Linked DNA regions of Homo sapiens: region 1 is linked to region 2. A link is a loop called in an ENCODE intact Hi-C map of the cell type or tissue named here. Cell type or tissue: A673. All regions are shown on one strand. Each heading gives the region's core, and the rest is flanking DNA. Links, peaks and the distances in the headings are about the cores only.

Region 1 (2,500 bases), core at 1-2,500, 410 kb before region 2:
CCGAGTAGCTGGGACTATAGGCACCCGCCCCGGCGCCCAGCTCATTTTTTGTATTGTTAGTAGAGACGGGGTTTCACCGTGTTAGCCAGGATGGTCTCGATCTCCCGACCTCGTGATCCGCCTGCCTCGGCCTCCCTAAGTGCTGGGATTACAGGCGTGAGCCACCACGCCGGGCCTATCTTACCCTTTTTTTTTTTAACAACTATTTCATTTCTATTTTGTAGGTACATCATAACATAGAATCTAATCCCCTATTGATAAACCGATTCAACTGTTTTTTGTTTTGTTCTGTTTTTGAGATGGAAGCTCGCTCTGTTGCCCAGGCTGGAGTGCAGTGGCACAATCTCAGCTCACTGCAACCTCTGCCTCCTGGGTTCAAGCAATTCTCCTGCCTCAGCCTCCTGAGTAGCTGGGACTACAGGCACGTGCCACCACGCCAAGCTAATTTTTTGTGTTTTTAGTAGAGACAAGGTTTCACCATGTTAGCCAGGATGGGTCTTGATCTCCTGACCTCATGATCCGCCTGCCTCAGCCTCCCAAAGTGCTGGGATTACAGGCGTGAGCCACCACGCCTGGACTCAACTGTCTTTCATTTGAAAAGAAAAAAAGTCTCAAGCCAAATGCACCCTCTGGTCAAGACAGGATGTCACCTACACATCCTGAACTGAGCAGAAGCTGATGCAGATTCCTGAAGGAACAAGGAGGCGCTCCGTGGAGAGGCTACCACGTGAGACCTAAGACCAATGAACACAATCTTCTGCTCCTACAAAATGGCCCCTTCTCTCTCCTTTTTTCTTCACAATCCAGCAAGCAATTACAAAACTAGAGATGACTCTGGGGCCCACTGTGCCATCTCACTCTGTCATCTTCTGCTCCTTTTTTCCCTTATGAAAGATGAATTATCCCAACCCAGCACCAACCCCCCACATGGGCTGAGAAAAGTGACACCTGTTGATTCTCCTTCACCCATGTGTTATGCAAAAGATATCCAAGAAGGGTCCCCCTGAGACCCTCCAATGGCAGACTTTATTTCCTGAGCTGCCTTCGTGATTTATATAGCAGTTTCTCCCCCTCTTCCGTCCCCAGCAGTGATCCCAGAACAGGATGTTGCTCATAAATCTTTTCCCTCAGCTTACCTACCACCCACTGACCAGCTTATTTTTACAAGAGTTGCTATTTCCCATACTCCTTCAGTGTAAGACCCCTATGTAAGGTCACAGGAGTTTTGTTCTTGAGGTCCTTGCCCAGCATAAAAATAGGGCACAGTCGAAATATCATACTTCTGCCATTGTGAATACTGAAAACTGTACGAACGTCTATGAAGGAACGTCAATGTTATTTTCAAAACTACATCCTAAATCCAGGGAGACAAAAAGCAGGCAAATCACTAAGAAGACATAACCATTTCTTGGTGGCAGAGGCCAATAATCATTCTTCTATAAATTATTTAATGTATTAATTGATTGAATTTCTACTGTGTCTGCTAGCTCATAATCAGCTGTCCAATGACAGAATCTTGTAAGGAAGATAAAAACAAAAACAATTTAAATGCCATAATAAAAGGTTGTATCTTTGAGAAATGGGAGACCATTACTGCCTGAGGGTAAGAGAGGAGGTTTCACGGAAGAGGTGACTGAATCCACAGTTTAACAGCATTTGATGTTCTGAACCTCTTCTCCCCACCTGCTCTTCCCTTGGCCAAGAGAGCACTCTCCTGGGTTTTGTCAGCTTCTTTATCAGCTCCATCTCAACCTCCTTACTAAGCCTTCTCTGCTACTTAGTTCCCACTAAGTTGCTACGTAGTTCAAGTTCCTGAGCACTCTCATCTGTTGGGAAATCTCATGCACAACTGTGATTCATTTTCTACTGAATAAATTGTGTCTTAAGCCCAGACCTTCCCCAATGAACTCTAGACTTAGAGAACCAATTGCCCACTTAACATCTCCACTTGCCAGGATTTTCACAGGCATTTCAAACCTGGACTACTCAAAAAGGAACTTGTACCACTCTCAGTCTTTCCCATCTTTCAGCATCTCCCAGTGACAAAACCAATGATTAAGAATTGTTCTTGAGTCTTCTGTTTCATGCATCCAACCTACCTATCTTTTCTCATTGTTTACAAAAAAAAAAAAATCATCCAGAGCCCACTGGATTCTCTTCAGCTCTCCCATGCACTACTTACTTCATATCCCCACAATGGGTTGCTTTGCTTCTGCTCCTGCCCATGTCCCACTAAACTCCATTCTCCATTTGACAAGCGACCTTTTAAAATCATATTAAACCACTAACATATTTAAAATAGTTTGATGGCTTCCCATTACCCTAAATACATGGTCAAATTTCTTAGCATGGCTCACCAGATCACTTCCTGACCTGGTGCTCTCTGCTCCAGCTACAGTGAACTTCATTCAGTTCCTCAAAAGGGCCCTACGGTTTACTTCTGTTTTGTTTTTTCTTTTCGCCCAAGTCTTCACAAGTATGGTTCCTTTATCTGGAACAC
Region 2 (17,580 bases), core at 6,395-8,894:
GCTCTGTCACCCAGGCTGGAGTGCAGTGGCATGATCACAGCTCACTGTAGCCTCCACCTCCTGGGCTCAAACAATCTTCTTGGGGTTTCCCTATGTTGCCAAGGCTGGTCTTGAACGCTGGGGCCCAAGGGATCCTCCCGCCTTGGCTTCCCAAAGTACTAGAATTACAGACATGAGCCACCATGCCTGGCCCAACTCTTGAACTTTTTGAACAGGATAGTTATGCAATCAAAGTAGAAGTTAGAAGTAAGAGTCAATTTAGAAAGGATCGAGTGGGGATATTTACCAGAGATGGGAAAGCCTTTCAGGGGAGAACAGTAGTGATCCAAGAAGGAAGTGGTAAATGTCCAAATTAAGATGATAAAAATTAGAATAGGGAAAAATGAATGATCCAACAAGAATTGCAAAAGAAGAAACAGTTTATATTTCTTCCAACTAGATTGTCTGTTTTCTGGGAGCAAGTCCTCTGTCTGCTTCTTGTCTCCCCAATACACTGTACATTGCTTGACATAGAAAAGTGTTTTATAATGAATAAATAACCTCCTTAATTATCTGTTTCATCTACTTTCATATTGTCTGCTTTTAAGTAATTAAGTCTTAACAATTAGACTATTACTCAATCACCTTCTCTTCTCATTTCTCCCTCATATATATAGAGAGAGCCAGCACAGCTAATTTTTCATAAGAAACAGATCTCAATAACACCAGAATAGTTCTTCATTCACTGTAAATCAACAAGGGAAGCAAGAATGAACAGTTGATTGTAGATAAGAGGAAGGAGGTTTTGGAGAATTGCTCTCAGTAAGAAATGAAAGAGCTTTTGAAACTAGGTTCAAATAATGTCGAAAACACATGAGAGTCTGGACTATTAACACATTATAGAATAATTTTTTGAAATACTACCACTACTTCTAATAAGCATTATATTACTCACATTTTAGCATAAGAACTTATAATACACAGCAACTGACAGAGTCTTGCAGGACAGGGATCCCCATCCCCCAGGCCATGGATCATTATGGGTCCATGGCCTGTTAAGAACTGGGCTGGAGCATTACCACCTGAGCTCTGCCTCCTGTCACATCAGCAGTGGCATTAGATTCTCATAGGAGCATGAACCCTACTGTGAACGGTGCATGTGAGGAATCTAGGTTGTACACTCCTTAGGAGAATCCAATGCCTGATGGTCTGACATGAAATAGTTTCATTCCCCCTACTCCCGCATTCATGGAAAAAATTGTTTTCCACAAAACTGGTCCCTGGTGCCAAAAAGGTTGTGAACTGTTGACCTAGGAGATTGAACAGGGATTGTAATACATGTGAGCAGGATTTCCTATGCTTTGCTCTATTTCTGACATGGACTCTATAGTGGCAAACACGCTTCATTCCTTGCACAGCTCATTAAATATATTTCATCATGTCCTAGGACTGCACAGGAAAGAATCCATTAACTGTATGAAAATGATTTTAAGTCTCTTTATTTTGAACTGAGAATAATGTCCCAAGATTCCTATCCTGGGGTCAAAAAGGATTATTGCACAGTTTTTGCCTCTGTTTTGCAATGCTAAGTTTATAGCTTACTGCATCACTTAAATAAGGGAATTGCCAATGTATTACTACTTAACTACTTTAGATTAGCTGTTAGAGAGATAAGGGTGATGAATGGTGCTTAGCCCCAGTGGCGAAATTGACCTGGTTTCACGCTTTCAGATAGAACCAGCAGGTTTATCAACTACTCCCTAAAATAAATATTTGGGAGTATGTGACAAAGGAGTGTAACTAATTCTATACAAACCTTTAAACAAGAATTCCATTATAAGTTGCAATAAATATTGAAAGAAGATAGATCTCTTATTTGAAAACTGTCTTCTAAGGCAAATACAGCATATTTCCATTTTAAAAAGAAGAGATTATTTTGTAACATCCAACCTGTAGGGGCACACACTGGTAGACTTTGGAAAATACTGAAAATATCCACCAATTGAGGTTTGCTAACGAGTCTCACTCTGACTCTGAACCTTGGAGTAAATTATTTTTCTATATTGAAAAGTCTTGTCATTTTCGTTAAAGTGCGTTTGTATGTTTACATATAAAGTAATGTGTGTAAAATTTAACAACTTTAAGTTCACCATGATTTAATTTAGCAGAATTTTGAAGCAAAATGGTTACTGCTGAAATTAAATGATTAGTAATATTCTATTTTTATTTTATTTTTTGTCTTTACAATACAACATGATATTTAGTGATTAGTAATATCCTAAATTAAAAAAAATTGACTGGTTTTATAAGGAAGGTGAGTGACTATTTTCTTTTCTTTTTTTTTTTTTTGAGACAAAGTCTTGCTCTGTTGCCAGGCTGGAGTGCAGTGTTGCAATCTCGGCTCACTGCAATCTCTGCCTCCCAGGTTCAAGCGATTCTCCTGCCTCAGCCTCCCCAGTAGCTGGGATTACAGACACGTGCCACCACACCCAGCTAATTTTTGTATTTTTAGTAGAGACGGGGTTTCACCATGTTGGCCAGGATGGTCTCGATCTCTTGATCTCCTGACATAGTGATCCTACTGCCTTGGCCTCCCGAAGTGCTGGGATTAGAGGCATGAGCCACCACGCCTGGCCGGTGAGTGACTATTAAGACTAAAACAAAATATTTAAGTAGTATAGTTTGAAAACTGAAGGTATATTTTTGCCTTTCCTCTCTTCACCCTTTCCTGAAATGTAATCTTTGCATTGCATTTTATACAAATTATCCAAAATAGAGCAGGGGAAACAAGAGAGTTCATTGTGGAGAAAGAGAGACTATTTGCTGGTATTATTATTGAGTACAATTTAATAGAGTAAGGTATCATAAGAAAACCAAACAGCATAAGGAATCCAAGCTTGGAATAAATCTTAAAACAGAGATATCTCTCAATAGCATCTTCACCTAGACAAGGCAAATTAAACATAATTTTTTAAATTATAGGATTTTTAGATTTTTTTTTTTTGGAAAGATAGCCTTATCTCCTCCAAAAAAGTTGCTAGTCACGTAGGGTATAGAACAGCAAAACCGTTGGATTTGGTTAAACCTAAACATAAATTTTTGGGGATGTCTCAAGAAGAAAAGGAAAAATAATGTATATTATTTTTCATTTTGCTTCAGTAGCAGACATTTGCCATTGAACTCCAATGGAAAAAAATATGCAAGTTTACTTTAGCCATTAACATGAGGTATAATGCAATAGCAGAGAAACTAGTTGTAACTGGATTTATAGCAGGTCTTCAGTTCACAAAGAACACAAGCCTGAACAAGCCATCATGAGTCACTTAATGAGGTGGTATCATAATAATATTACCATCAAGATTTCTAGGTGAATGGCTTCCGTGGACCCTAGAATGTCCCCATGAATGATCTGATACAGCATGCTACACATTTCTGGAAAGTTTTTTTTTTTTTTCCTGAAAGTTTTATATCTAATTGCAAGTAATGCATACTCTAATTTCTTCAGGGTACCAACCTGTACATTTAGTTGCAACATGTCAAAATTATGTCAAAAATTCATTTTGTAGCAAAGAAGAAAGCAATAAAATAAATTCTCAAAGAGGCAATATAAACTTCTCAGAGTGAAAAAGTAATTCAACTTAGCAATGTTGCTAAACAAGAAACATTTTCTGTTGAGAATGTTGAAACATTGATACTGATAGGAAAGAGAAATGAAGACGCCAACAACATGTTTATCTGTGAGCCGTTTTGAAGCTCACACTAAATGTGTCTCTGATTTATTCTACGTCATTGGGCAAATCTCATACTAATCTCTTTTTGTCTCCATTTCCTCAACTATAAAGAGGGAATAATAATACCAACCTGCCTCAGAGGGGTGTGGTGAGAATTAATTAAGGCCCATAAAGAGTTTCGAAGGCCAAAGATGAAAGACAGCATACTAAGTACAAAGCCTCGTCTTTAGCACTGAATTTGATGGAATATAAAAACTTGTCTATTGATGGAAAATTTCTCAAACATCAAATAAGAATATACTTTCTTGAATTTATGTGACTTAAATTTATGAATTTGTTCATAAATGTGTTTTATTTAGGTATCCTATATTTAATTTTTCAGCCTGGGCTAATAGAAGAGAACACTAATTTGAAAATTAAAATTATGGCCAGTTAAAATTGAAAATATGTATTTTTAATTTACTTTTTGTTTCACCTCTGTATGTATTAGTAAACTAATTAGGTGTTTGTTGCAGAAGAATGACAGACTAGAATTGCTTCTTGGGGGTACATAAAAGAATAAACCATTTAATTTCTTGCAACCATTTAGCATCAATATACCAATGATTCAGTTTAGAATAAAGATATTATTAACTTCTACCTAAGTCAGGGCACTAAATGTGGGAAAGTATGTTTCTCTAAACTACCTGAATTTAGGAGCCAACAGAAGGAGTGTATATAAAAACAGAAATTTCATTTTCAGAAATATGACTCCTGTTGCACTCCCAATGGCATACGGAGTTTCTTGAGTGCTAACTGACTAATATGAAAACAGAAAATATTATGATGAGTCAGTCACCTCTACACTCTATATTAGGAAAAAATATTAGTTGCCTACTTTTGGCTGAAACTAAACAGTATTTTGGTGTCATTAAATACAACATCTAGTGCTGAGGAAATGAACAATTTACCCTTCAAAATATTATTAAATTTATCAGTAATTTGTAAATGATTACAACTAGAGCCAGTAAGATTCTTGATATATTATTTCCTAATTGATTGCTCAGTTGGACAAAATCTTGGATGACATAAATTAACAATGAAACTGTTGTGCCTTAGAGTTCTACTTTTCTTAGATTTTAAAAAAATACACTAGTTTTTAGTGACAGTCAGTAGTCTTTCCTTATGTCAGTACATGGGAACAATTCATTACTGATGTTTATTTTGCCTTGGGTTGGGCTGTAAAAGTACTCTATAATAACATAACTTGGGAGGTTGTTATTTTATTATATCTTACACTGGTTGTGGTCAAGAAAAAGAGACTGGAAAACAGGAAGTAATATATCTTTACAACATTTACCATTGCCATTTAACAAAAGATTTAGTTTCACTTCAGTTAGAATTTCACTAATGGTCCACTTCATATTTCTTTTTTACTCATTTTTTTTTAATCCCAAATTTTGAATGTAAACATTAAATGTCAAGATTGATAGCCATGGAATTAACCAGCTTAATTTTGGTTAGAAGATGAATGATTCACTGCTTTCTTGTCTGAAGAGTAGGAAGAGCATTGTATTTAAAATGGCTCTGTCCCAGAGGGCAAATCTTATGGGTTTCACTGCCCAGCCCACTCAGAAAAATAAAACTTGGGGAAGTTACAACAGAATATAAACTGAGCATGGAATTGTAAGGACATCTTAGAACCTGTTTTCTTGCCAGTGCTATAAAAATGGTTCTCATTTTTCACATTATTAAATTTAAAATTTTAAACATTTTAAGATTCTAGGAGATACTTTCCAGGTTATCATTTGGTTTAGTTACCCTTTTTCATCTAAGACTCGAAAGGGCTCCACGAATAAATAAACATATTTTTCCTTTGCTCAGCATTTAATTCTTTTTGCAATCACAGCTCTGTATTGTGTGAAACAAAAATATTTCTCTTTTCTCTGGTATTTGTTTTATGTATTATTTCTTTTAGTTGACAGAAATAAACTGTTTTCTTCCCAGTGAGTGAATCAGCAATTAGTTTGCAGGTTCCTCTGCCTCAATATGATCTAAAAACATTTCTCTATTTGTGCTAAATATTACATAAAGGTAATTTTTAAAATTCTTTTAGGTGCACATGTGTTATATTTTCTTATGTCAAACAATAAATGAGTAAGGCTTATTATGATATCTAGAATTTTGTAAAAAAAATAAAGCATTTCATTTAATAAAATTCAACAAAGATGTATTCAGAATGTTTTACCTGTGAAGGAGGAGAGATGAATATGAATAAAAGTTCTTTGTCCTCAGGGAATTTGATTTACTAGGGTACCTGATATAGATAACTCATATTTTCTCAAATTTCATCAACCTATGGATACAGAACAGGTTCCATTAAATTAAAAACATATATTACATTGCTAGCATGAATTGTTCCCATCCTTCTTCAGGAATTGTTTATAGCCCCTCATTTCCCACCTATTTCTGAAACGGCACAGGAGGTGTTTGGTCAGTTTGATTAAATGACCAGATAAAATGCAATGGACTGTAAAATGTTATGGCTCAAACCATTGAAATTCATACTCTAAACAGATTATAATCTTACTAGCTAAAAGTCATTCATGAGGATCTTCAAATTAAACCACTTTATTAATGAGCTTCCTGATATTATAAGGAATGGTGTGGATGGTAATATATTTATATCTAGTCAAATGGTCACATTCTTTATTTTCCTGACTCTGAGGGATGCAAGAACAAATCATAGGTGCTCCTCAACCTTAATTTATCTAATTGTTTCAATATTCTCCTTTACCCAACTTCTTACACTTTTAATAAGGAACAAATTTAAAGTTGTTTTCTTTCCTATGCTATAGCTCATTATATTTATTTAAATAACCAAAATAAAGATAGTCAAGGAAAGAAAGATTCAAATAATAAAATGTGTATACTATACAATATACAAAACATGCAGAATACCAGCATTTGGTTGCTCAAGAATTTATTTCAGGCTAAAGCATCCAGTGAATCTTGACTTGATATAAGAAAGTAAGTTATTCAGCCAATAAGCATTTATTCAACCATATTCAAGACATTCTGCTAGGCACCCCAAATAAAAAAACCTATAATCCCTACTTTCCTTTTTTTTGAGATGGAGTCTCAACTCTGTCACCCAGGCTAGAGTGCAGTGGTGCGATCTTGGCTTACTGCAACCTCCGCCTCCTAGGTTCAAGCAATTCTCCTGCCTCAGCCTCCAGAGTAGCTGGGACTACAGGCACCGGCCACCGCGCCCGGCTAATTTTTGAGTTTTTAGTAGAGACAGGGTTTCACCATATTGGTCAGCCTGGTCTTGAACTCCTGACCTCGTGATCCACCCACCTCGGCCTCCCAAAGTGCTAGGATTACAGGCATGAGCCACCGTGCCCGGCAGATCCCTACTTTTAAGGAACTTAGTTTAATGGAAAAGGCAAACACATGAATAAACAAATTGAATACACAGAAATAAGCACTATTGTCCAGTCTAGGAAAATTAGGGATGGCTTGACAGAGAAGATGAACTTTGGATAGTCTAGAAGACAGAATGAGAATTTGTTATATACAGAAGAGGAAGAAAGGGCATCTGAAGAAAAGAAGACAAAATTTGCAAAGGCATAGAGTTTTGAAAAGATATATGAGAAGTTCATTGTGGTTTGGAGCTTAGGGCTGTGGTGGGGAGTGGAAGGAAATGAAATTGGAACACTAAATTGGGGTTACATCATGAAGGGCATTGTGCCCATACAAAAGAGCTTGGCTTTTATAGGGCAGCTAGTGGAAAATCAGGGGAAATTGTTAAATAAAGGGGAGGGTGTAATCATATTTGTTTGGTAAGAAAATAATGATGTTAGGAATGTAAAAGATGGATTATAGGAGAGATTGATGGGGGAGGGACCAGATAGGACAATGTGGCAATAATCTAGGACAGAAATCGTAAGAGCCTGAATTGAATTAGTGGCTGAGGAAATAGGGAAGAATGGTCAGATTTTTTATATATTTCTGAAATAAAATTGACACAATTTGGGTGTGGGTGGTAAGAGGGACACTCCAGATGAATTTTTTACTTGGGAAACTTGAGGATGTTGATTCCATTAACCTTGATGGGAAAGTTGGGAATATTTAGGAGTATAATTACTCCAGTCTTCTTTTTTAAAAAATGTATTAGGTTCAAGTGCCCTTGTGATAGCCAAATTAACTAGCATTTGAAAAAGCTGGTCTGGAACTTGAAGATAGGTTAGAATTGGAGATACAGTCTTGGGAACTATAAGCAGTAGCTTTTAGAATATGAATGAAATAATATATCTAAAAATGTAAAACGAACATACCACCAAGGATGAAACCCTGGAAGAATCAGCATTTAAGAGTGTCCCTTATTTATTTTCAACCCATGCCTCATTTTGAAAATATAAAAATCTCAGCCCACCTATAATCATGTCAGTTCAAATCTTTCCCGTTAAAGGCCCATGACTACCCCCTCGTCCTGCCTTCTCCTCCCCTTTCTGTCTTTTAAGAATTTCTGTCACTGGACATGGTGGAATGTGCCTGTAATCCTAGGTACTTGGGAGGCTGAGGTAAGAGAATCTCTTGAGCCTAGGAGTTTGAAGCCAGCCTGGGCAACATAATAAGACTCTGTCTCTTAATAATAAAAAAAAATTCTAAAAAAAAAAAAATTAAGAAGTGGTCTGAAGAGAAGGAACTATTAAAGAAAACTGTGGGGCACTTAGAGAAGTAGAAGGAAAATAAGGGGTAGATGACATCCTGGAAAACAAGGTCATGTTAACATCACATCACTACCCCAAACCCTGACCAAATCCTACAAATTGAATGTAGGCACTTCCCCTCCTCACAGAACTGGGTAGAATGGGTGACTTGGATGTCTGTACTCAACAGAGCATCCAAGTTTGAGTCCTTCACCTCCCTTAAGTTCCCCCAGCATACCTGAAAGTGCACACGTAGCTTTTGTTCCCCCTTGGGGACAGGGAGACCCTGACCCCACCTTCCTCTTTTAAGCAGCTGGGATAAGGGCAAAAGCAATGGTGGGAGGAATCTGGGGCTATGTAAGGAGAGAGTGGCTTCATGTCAGTAAGCAAAGCATATTTTCTTTCCAGTTTGAGTGACCCAGAGGCTGTTCATGGTACAACCAAAACTAATTTTCAAAGTTTTCAGATGATCCAAGCCCTCTCTCAGCTTTGTGGGCTCTTTTATCCTTTCTCCTCCCTTCCAGAGGAGAGTGAACAACAACTAAAACACCATTTAGATTATTTATTTCAATCTTATCTCTTGCTGCTCAGACTCTAGACATTCATGAACAGGTAGAGCAGTGGGAGACCCTCACACTTCCTAAATGCCCTTGCCTACCACTACTAGGTATTTACTACTAGGTAAATACTTCCCTGGGGAGTCTTCTCATAAATTCTAACTCAGTTCTTAGGATCCCTTATTCTTTCTCTTTCAAAAAGCCATGTCTGTCAGCATCCTATTTTTGTTGAAAAAAGTTTTCAAGTAAGCTGCCACGGTTTTATGGATGCCGGCAGAAGACATGAAGACTCCTGGGTCAGAGTAAAAAGACTTAATTACTCATAGGACAACAGGCAGCATGAACTTCGTGTTCATACCGTTCATGCCCCTACAAGTCTCATGGATGTGATGTGTGGAAGCCCGGGTGAAAGCTGCACGTGCAGTGGGTTAGTATCACTGCTGAGGGACCCTGAGCATAGGAAACCTTAATAAATTATCGGGGAGCTGCAAGCAAACCTATCTAAACTTTGCCTTGGAGGGAAACATTATCTTAATTATACTGGGCAGCAAACAAACCTGCCCTCTGCTCTAAAAAGAGACACTCTCTTTTTCCAAAATTGTTCTCTATAAAAATATCCTTGAAAAAATAATCCAGAAAAAAAGCTAGTACTTCTCACACAATGTGCAGAAATGCAAGAGACCCACAGAGGATTGTCTCCCCACAAGTAGGTTCTGCATATTCTTTCCTTTTTATTTTATTCTATTCCTTCCTTCCTTCCTTCCTTCCTTCCTTCCTTCCTTCCTTCCTTCCTTCCTTCCTTTCCTTCCCTCCCTCCCTCCCTCCCTCCCTCCCTCCCTCCCTCCTTCCTTCCTTCCTTCCTTCCTTCCTTCCTTCCTCTCTTTGAGACAGGGTCTCACTCTGTTGCCTGGGCTGGACTACAGTGGTGCAGTCTTGGCTCACTGCAGCCTGCACCTCCTGGGCTCAAGCAGTCCTCCCACCTTAGCCTCCTGAGTAGCTCAGACTACAGGGATGCACCTCCACGCCTGGCTAATTTTGTTTATTTTTTGTAAAGACGAGGTCTTTCTATGTTGCCCAGGCTGTTCTTGAATTCCTGAGCTCAAGAGATCCTCCCGCCTCGGCCTCCCAAAGTGCTGGGATTACAGGCATGAGTTACCATGCCTGACCTCTTTCTCCCTGTCTTAACTGGCCCCCCTTTTATATTTTTTATTTTCTCATCTTTGTTTCTTTTTAAAATATAATTTAATCCATTCAAATTATTTTTAATAATAGGCATTCTCTAATGAAAAAAATCAGCAGAAATAAATATCTACCTTTAATCCTATGAAAATAAAATTCAGGTTCAAACTGTTATGGCAACAAATAGTTGCAAGAAAATATTTAGGAAAAAGAAAACTCATGGCTGGGTGCAGTGGCTTACGCCTGTAATCCCAGCACTTTGGGAGGCTGAGGCAGGTGGATCACTTGAGGTCAGGTATTCGAGACCAGCCTGGCCAGCATGGGGAAACCTTGTCTCTACTAAAAATACAAAAATTAGCCAGGTGTGGTGGTGCCCTCCTGTGATTCCAGCTACTGGAGAGGCTGCGGCAGGAGAATCACTTGAACCTGGGAGGTGGAGGTTGCATGAGCCAAGATCGCAGCACTGCACTCCAGCCTGGGTGATAGAGTGAGACTCCATCTCAAAAAGAAAGAAAGAGAGAAAGAGAGACAGAGAGAGAGAGAGAGAGAAAGAAAGAGAGAAGAAGGAAGGAAAGAAGGAAGGAAGGAAGGAAGGAAAGATGGAAGGAAGAAAACAAGGAAGGAAGTAAACTCATGTTATTCTTTGAAGAGTATACTTTATCAGCTTTAATGAAAATTGTAAATTAGGAATGATCTTGACAAAATTTTACTCACTGGTTATGCTTAGTTAAAATTAAGCATTGAGTAAAGGCAGTTCCTAAAATCACAGCCAAAATTCTTTCATCTCATTTTGCCTAGTTTCATTGGCAAAAAGCAAAACAAAATTTTAAAACTTGACATTACTGCATTCAGCATATGATGTGATCATTAAATAGTGGAAAACACACATTTCTTTAAAGTAATGTAAATGAAGTGGTTTCATTTGAGGGGCTAACACATATACATATGCAGTTTGGTTAACTACCCATCCTTTTTACTATAAATATTAGAAGAGTGAGGTCAGACTCTACAAATTGCCACAAATCTTGATGTCTGTAATGCACTATGGGTGGCATTATTGTGTTCACAGAGTTCTTCTTTAATTTCAGGCAAACAGGATGATTTTACTTATCTGTCTCCTTGAAGTTAGACTAGCTTTAGCTCATGAAATGTGTGCCCAAGTGATGTACGTCACTTTCAGAAGAATGCATTTATTACCAATGTTCAATTGCCCAGCCTATTCTTCCCCTGCCAGGGTACTTGTGGAAGCATGTGCTGATGAGGAGGTGCCATAATACCAAAATAGCCTAGAAGGTGGACCAACACACGGAGGAATATGAGCCTCAAGGGACTTTATGTGAACAAGAATTAAATTTTGGTTAAGCCCATGACATTTGGAGGTTTTTGTGTGTGTGTATTTTGTATTTACTTATTTATTTGTTTTGAGACAGAGTCTTGCTGTGTTGCCCAGGCTGGGGTGCAATGGCATGATCTTGGCTCACTGCAACCTCTGCCTCCCAGGTTCAAGTGATTCTCCTGCCTCAGCCTCCCTCCCGAGTAGCTGGGATTTCAGGTATGCACCACCACACCTGGCTAATTTTTGTATTTTTAGTAGAGACGGCATTTCAACATGTTTCCCAGGCTGGTCTCCAGCTCTTAACCTCAAGTGATCTGCCTTCCTCAGCCCCACAAAGTGCTGGGATTACAGGCGTAAGCCACTGTGCCTGGCCTGGAGTTTTTTTTTTTTTTTTTTTTTTTTTTTTTTTTTTTTTAACTGAAGCTCTGCTTAGCCCTTCTGATTAATATAATGCTGCTGCAGCTTTTTAATTGTTGCAAACTGAATGCCAAATTAGCCCTGTGGATCTAGCACACCAAAAATATACAACGGTTCATTGTCATACTTTAAGGGCGTTGAATCTCCCTGTGAGATCCAGATTCCTCGGGGAGTATGGCTAGTAGTTCTATATGTATGTGCTTCCATGTCCTGAATGAAGTAGTTCACTCTTGGGTATAAGCCCTGAAGGTTTGAGATAAAGATGTCTCTTAGTATAAATTTGCATGGAGAAGTTTCTTGTCTTTGAAGCAGATGGTAAATCTATACACCTGGAAGTCATGGTTACTTGAAAGCTATCCTTGAAAGGTATTGATACATAACAACTTACAGATCACTTGTAAGATTTATTTTCTGGCCTGAAAAATTCCTAGAAACCTGACTTTTAAGGTATAATGTGACTTATGTTGTCTTTCTCCTCTCCTCTCCTTTCTTCCCTTATTGTTTTGTTTGTTTGTTTGTTTATTCTTAGAAACAGGGCCTTGTGCTGTCACCCAGGCTGGAGTACAATGGCACAATCATAGCTCACTATAACCTCAAACTCCTGGACTCAAGGGATCCTCACACCTCGGCCTCCTTAAAGTGTTGGGATTAAAGGCATGAGCCACCGTGCCTGGTCTAACATGCTCTTCATTAATAGGAAAGTATATCTAGGGAAATTATTTTGTTTCAATAAACAGCCTGTTTATAAAGTCTACAGTAGTGTACAGTAATGCCCTAAGCCTTCACATTTAGTCACCACTCACTCACTGACTCACTCAGAGCAACTTCCAGTCCTGTAAGCTCCATTCATGGTAAGTGCCCAATATAGGTATACCCTTTCTTATCTTTTTATATGGTGTTTTTACTGTATCTTTTCTATGTTTAGATACACAAATACCATTGTGTTACAATTCCCTACCATATTCAGTACAATAACATACTGTGCAGGTTTGTAGTGTAGGAGCAATGGACTATACCATACAGCCTAGTTGTATAGTGGGTTATACCATTTAGATTTGTGTAAGTACTCTCTATGATGTTCAGACAAGGACAAAATTGTCTTAACAATGCATTTGGAAGGATATATCCCTGTCCTTAAGTGATGCCGGACTGTATTTTGAATACTTTATTTTTAATAATTGAAACTTTGGATAATTTCTATCACGATGATAAGATATGGTTAAAATTACAGTTTTTATTTTTACTTGATGTTTAATAATATATAAGCTTTTATATTTTACATATATTAAATATTTTTACTGGCTTTTTAAAATTAAAATACTGCATTAATATTGGTATTTTAGTATTCCATGAAATAAACAGTGAATTATCAGTAATATTTTCATTTTGCTCTAGAATGGGAATCACTAAATCATAACAGTGAAAACGTATATTTAGTCGGGCCTTACAGTGTTACAAAAATATAAAGTCATTTTAAAGGAACCAAAATCTATTCAGAATGTGTTTAGTCTTTCCATATCACAGAGCTATACGAGATGTCCTTCTAAGCTGTCTTATTGTTCATAGTGTGCAAGTTGTGGTCTAGTGGAATCTCAAAATCACCAGGGTCAGAGTGGCACTGAGAGTACCTGCATTAGTCTGTTCTCACACTGCTATGAAGAAACACCTGAGCCAAAGTATATAAAGAAAAGAGGTTTAATTGGCTCATGGTTCCATGGGCTATACAGGAAGCATGATGGCCTTTACTAACTTTCAATCATGGTGGAAGGCAAAGGGGAACCTATCACTAGGAGGATGGTGATAAACCATTAGAAACCAACCCAATGATCCAGTCACCTCCCACCAGACCCCACCTCCAGCCCTGGAGATTATAATTCAACATGAAATTTAGTGGGGACAGAGATCCAAACCATAGCAGTTATCTACTATTGTGTCCGGAATTGGTGGGTTCTTGGTCTCACTGACTTCAGGAATGAAGCTGTGGACCCTCGTGGTGAGTGTTACAGTTCTTAAAGGTGGCATGTCCGGAGTTTGTTCGTTCTGATGTTCGGATGTGTTTGGAGTTTCTTCCTTCTGGTGGGGTTCGCGGTCTCGCTGGCTCAGGAGTGAAACTGCGGACCTTTGTGGTGAGTGTTACAGCTCTTAAGGCAGCGCGTCTGGAGTTGTTTGTTCCTCCCGGTGGGTTCGTGGTCTCGCTGGCTTCAGGAGTGAAGCTGCAGACCTTCGCGGTGAGTGTTACAGCTCATAAAAGCAGTGTGGACCCAAGCAGTGAGCAGCAGCAAGATTTATTGCAAAGAGTGAAAGAACCAAGATTCCACAGTGTGGAAGGGGACCTGAGCGGGTTGCCACTGCTGGATCAGGCAGCCTGCTTTTATTCTCTTGTCTGGCTCCACCCACATCCTGCTGATTGGTAGAGCCGAGTGGTCTGTTTTGACAGGGCGCTGATTGGTGCGTTTACAATCCCTGAGCTAGACATAAAGGTTCTCTAAGGCCCCACCAGAGTAGCTAAATACAGAGTGTCGATTGGTGCATTCACAAACCCTGAGCTAGACACAGGGTGCTGATTGGTGTGTTTACAAACCTTGAGCTAGATACAGAGTGCTGATTGGTGTATTTACAATCCCTTAGCTAGATATAAAGGTTCTCCACATCCCCACTAGACTCAGGAGCCCAGCTGGCTTCACCCAGTGGATCCTGAATGGAGGCTGCAGGTGGAGCTCCCTGCCTGCCGCCGGCATTCCTCAGCCCTTGGGTGGTCAATGGGACTGGGTGCTGTGGAGCAGGGGGCGGCGCTCTTAGGGGAGGCTCCGCGGCACAGGAGCCCAGGGAGCGCGGGGGAGGCTCAGGCATGGCGGGCTGCAGGTCCTGAGCCCTGCCCTGCGGGAAGGCAACTAAGGCCCGGCGAGAAATTTTGAGCACAGCAGTTGCTGGCCCAGGTGCTAAACCCCTCACTGCCCCGGGCGGTGGGGCCGGCCGACTGCTGGGAGTGCGGGTCCGCAGAGCCCACGCCCACCCGGAACTCGCGCAGTCCTGGTTCCCCCCAGCGCCTCTCCCTCCACACCTCCTGGCAAGCTGAGGGAGCCGGCTCCGGCCTTGGCCAGCCCAGAAAGGGGATCCCACAGTGCAGGGCGGGCTGAAGGGCTCCTCAGGTGCCGCCAAAGTGGGAACCCAGGCAGGGGAGGCGCCGAGAGGAAGCGAGGGCTGTGAGAACTGCCAGCAAGCTGTCACCTCTCACTATCACTCATAGAAAAGCAGAGGATAACTAGTCTTCTGACTCCAATAATCAGCCTTTCCCTTTAGCACTTTTTTTTTGTTTGTTTTTAGACGGAGTCTCGCTCTGTCGCCCAGGCTGGAGTGCAGTGGCGCAATCTCGGCTGCAAGCTCCACCTTCCGGGTTCACACGGTTCTCCTGCCTCAGCCTCCCGAGTAACTGGGACTACAGGTGCCCGCCACCACGCCCAGCTAATTTTTTGTATATTTAGTAGAGATGGGGTTTCACTGTGTTAGCCAGGATGGTCTAGATCTCCTGACCTCGTGATCCACCCGCCTCGGCCTCCCAAAGTGCTGGGATTAACAGGCATGAGCCACCCCGCCCAGCCCCTTTTGAACTTTTACAGTGAGAGTTTACATCTGGGATTTTCCCCTCCAAGCACTGCATGGAACCCATTCAAATCTGGTCTTAATTTTGGAGTAGGGCTGGCCTCATGGGCATATGACTTGTGCAGTCACATAGGACCTATACTCAGAAGGGCCCCTTGCTTGGTTTAATGCCATTTTTGCCACCTTGAAATTCTTTCTTCTTTTTTTTTTTTTTTTAGAAGGAGTTTCGCTCTTGTCCCCCAGGCTGGAGTGCAGTAGCGCGATCTCGTCTCACTGCAACCTCCGCTTCCCAGGTTCAAGCAATTCTCCTGCCTCAGCCTCCTGAGTAGTTGGGATTACAGGCTCACGCCACCATGTCCGGCTAATTTTTTTTTTTTTTGTATTTTTAGTAGAGACAGGGTTTTGCCATGTTGGCCAGGCTTGTCTCGAACTCCTAACCTCAGGTGATCTGCCCGTCTCAGCCTCCTAAATTGCTGGGATTACAGGCGTGAGCCACCGCACCCAGCCGCCATCTTGAAATTCTTAGTAATTTTTTATTTTTTATTTTTGGAGACAAGAGTCTCGCTCTGTTGTCCAGACTGGAGTGCAATGGCGCCATCTCGGCTTACTGCAGCCTCTGCCTCCCAGGTTCAATAGATTCTTCTGCCTCAGCCTCCCAAGTAGCTGGGACTATAGGCACCCAACACCACACCCGGCTAAATTTTTTGTTGCCCAGGCTGGTCTTGAACTCCTGAGCTCAGGCAGTCCGCCCGCCTCGGCCTCCCAAAGTGCTGGGATTACAGGCGTGAGCCACCGCACCTGGCCCTTAGTAATTTTTGAACAAGGAGCCCTGCATTTTTATTTTGGACTGAGCCCTCAAAATTCTGTAGCCAATGTTGTTGCAGTGGTTTGCTTTAACAATATCAGGAAGAATGATACGTATGTGTAATGCATGGCTAATTTTTTAAAATGTGAGATTCGTGCTTATTCCACTTGGATATATTTAGGCACTAAGACAAAATGTCCCTGGTCAGAGTTGAAGCTACACCAGTATTTGAAGTGCTAAAATGTATTCCTTCTTTCCATTAACACCTCTCTTCTCCTTCCTGTCCATTAAGATCTTTATGCTGCTTCCTGGACTTCTCTCAGCCCCTCTCCCCGATGTCCCACCATTTGCCCACCATGAAAAATACAATACACATGTATATTGTTCATTTACACACAATGCTATCAATACATGCCCCTTTTCCATTTCCTGCATTGTGCCATTGGAAAGCAACCTCAGAAGCTATTTTAGTAATTCTTCTGAGGTCTTTTCGTCACGGCCTTCACCACCATGGAAATGGTGTGGATTTTTGAGAAAGTTCTCAGAAGAGAGCACACCTGCCTCAGGCTTCCCCCATCCTCACTAAAATGCCGTCTTTATTCTGTCTTACCAAAGATCCTCTCCCCGCCACGGATGAGGGGAAAGAAAGCAATGACAAAAAAGAGAAAGTATCACATTTTTTCATGCGCTCATTCTTCAGACTCAACCCTTTAACCTGATACATTGATTTTACCTTTGAACATTTTCATGTAAACAAGTCCTTGCACTCATTTCAAAATCCTGACTCCTTGGCCATCCATGCCTTGTCATGTGTTCTTAGCCTTATGTTGATACACACATGGGCCTTGTTGATACACACGTGAGCCATGTGACACTATTTGGCTCCTTTATTATCCAATATCTTAATATTTTGTAGTAGGAAAAAACAACACAGAAACATGGCCATGCCATTGCTTTCTTCCTTCCTCTCTTCTTTCCTTCTTGCCGTCCCTCCCTTCCTCTCTTTCTCCCTTCCATTTCAAACTTCTCCTTTGGAAGCAAGTCTGAAGATTTTGTTTCCTGTTGAAATAGTGAAAAAAAAAAAAAGAAAAAAACCTTTCAGTTTGAAAGACAAGGATATTATGGGCTGTGTGTGCAACCATGAAGCTGCTATGTCAGCAAAAGCCTTTTGTTCACCACAGGAAGCAATCTGATCATAACAACTTCCTTTCAATATTCAATACAACTATTGTCCCTGAAGCTTATCAGATAGACAAACTAACAGAAATCCACATTGGCAACA

The links. Hi-C counts contacts between places; a loop is a spot of excess contacts. Peaks named below come from ENCODE experiments on the same cell type or tissue, not always from the same donor. Only the 100,000 strongest peaks of a DNase experiment are listed, where the experiment ranks them.
Region 1: a loop joins it to region 2, with 6 times the contacts of the local background. A loop is called at or near these places in 1 of 110 quality-filtered maps.

What each region holds. Positions count from the first base shown.
Region 1 is chr4:86,967,275-86,969,774 of GRCh38, reverse strand. The region is part of intron 2 of AFF1 (ALF transcription elongation factor 1); the gene reads right to left. Among named protein-coding and RNA genes, the nearest start is that of AFF1, 34 kb to the right of the region's middle. In A673, for the core only: no CTCF peak of the experiment used is centred there; DNase peaks (open chromatin) are centred at 984 and 1,834; H3K27ac peaks cover 2,500 bases.
Region 2 is chr4:86,544,686-86,562,265 of GRCh38, reverse strand. It overlaps a transcript of MAPK10 not described here. Among named protein-coding and RNA genes, the nearest start is that of MIR4452, 11 kb to the right of the region's middle. RefSeq lists an enhancer at 14,400-14,900. In A673, for the core only: no CTCF peak of the experiment used is centred there; a DNase peak (open chromatin) is centred at 7,475; H3K27ac peaks cover 2,500 bases.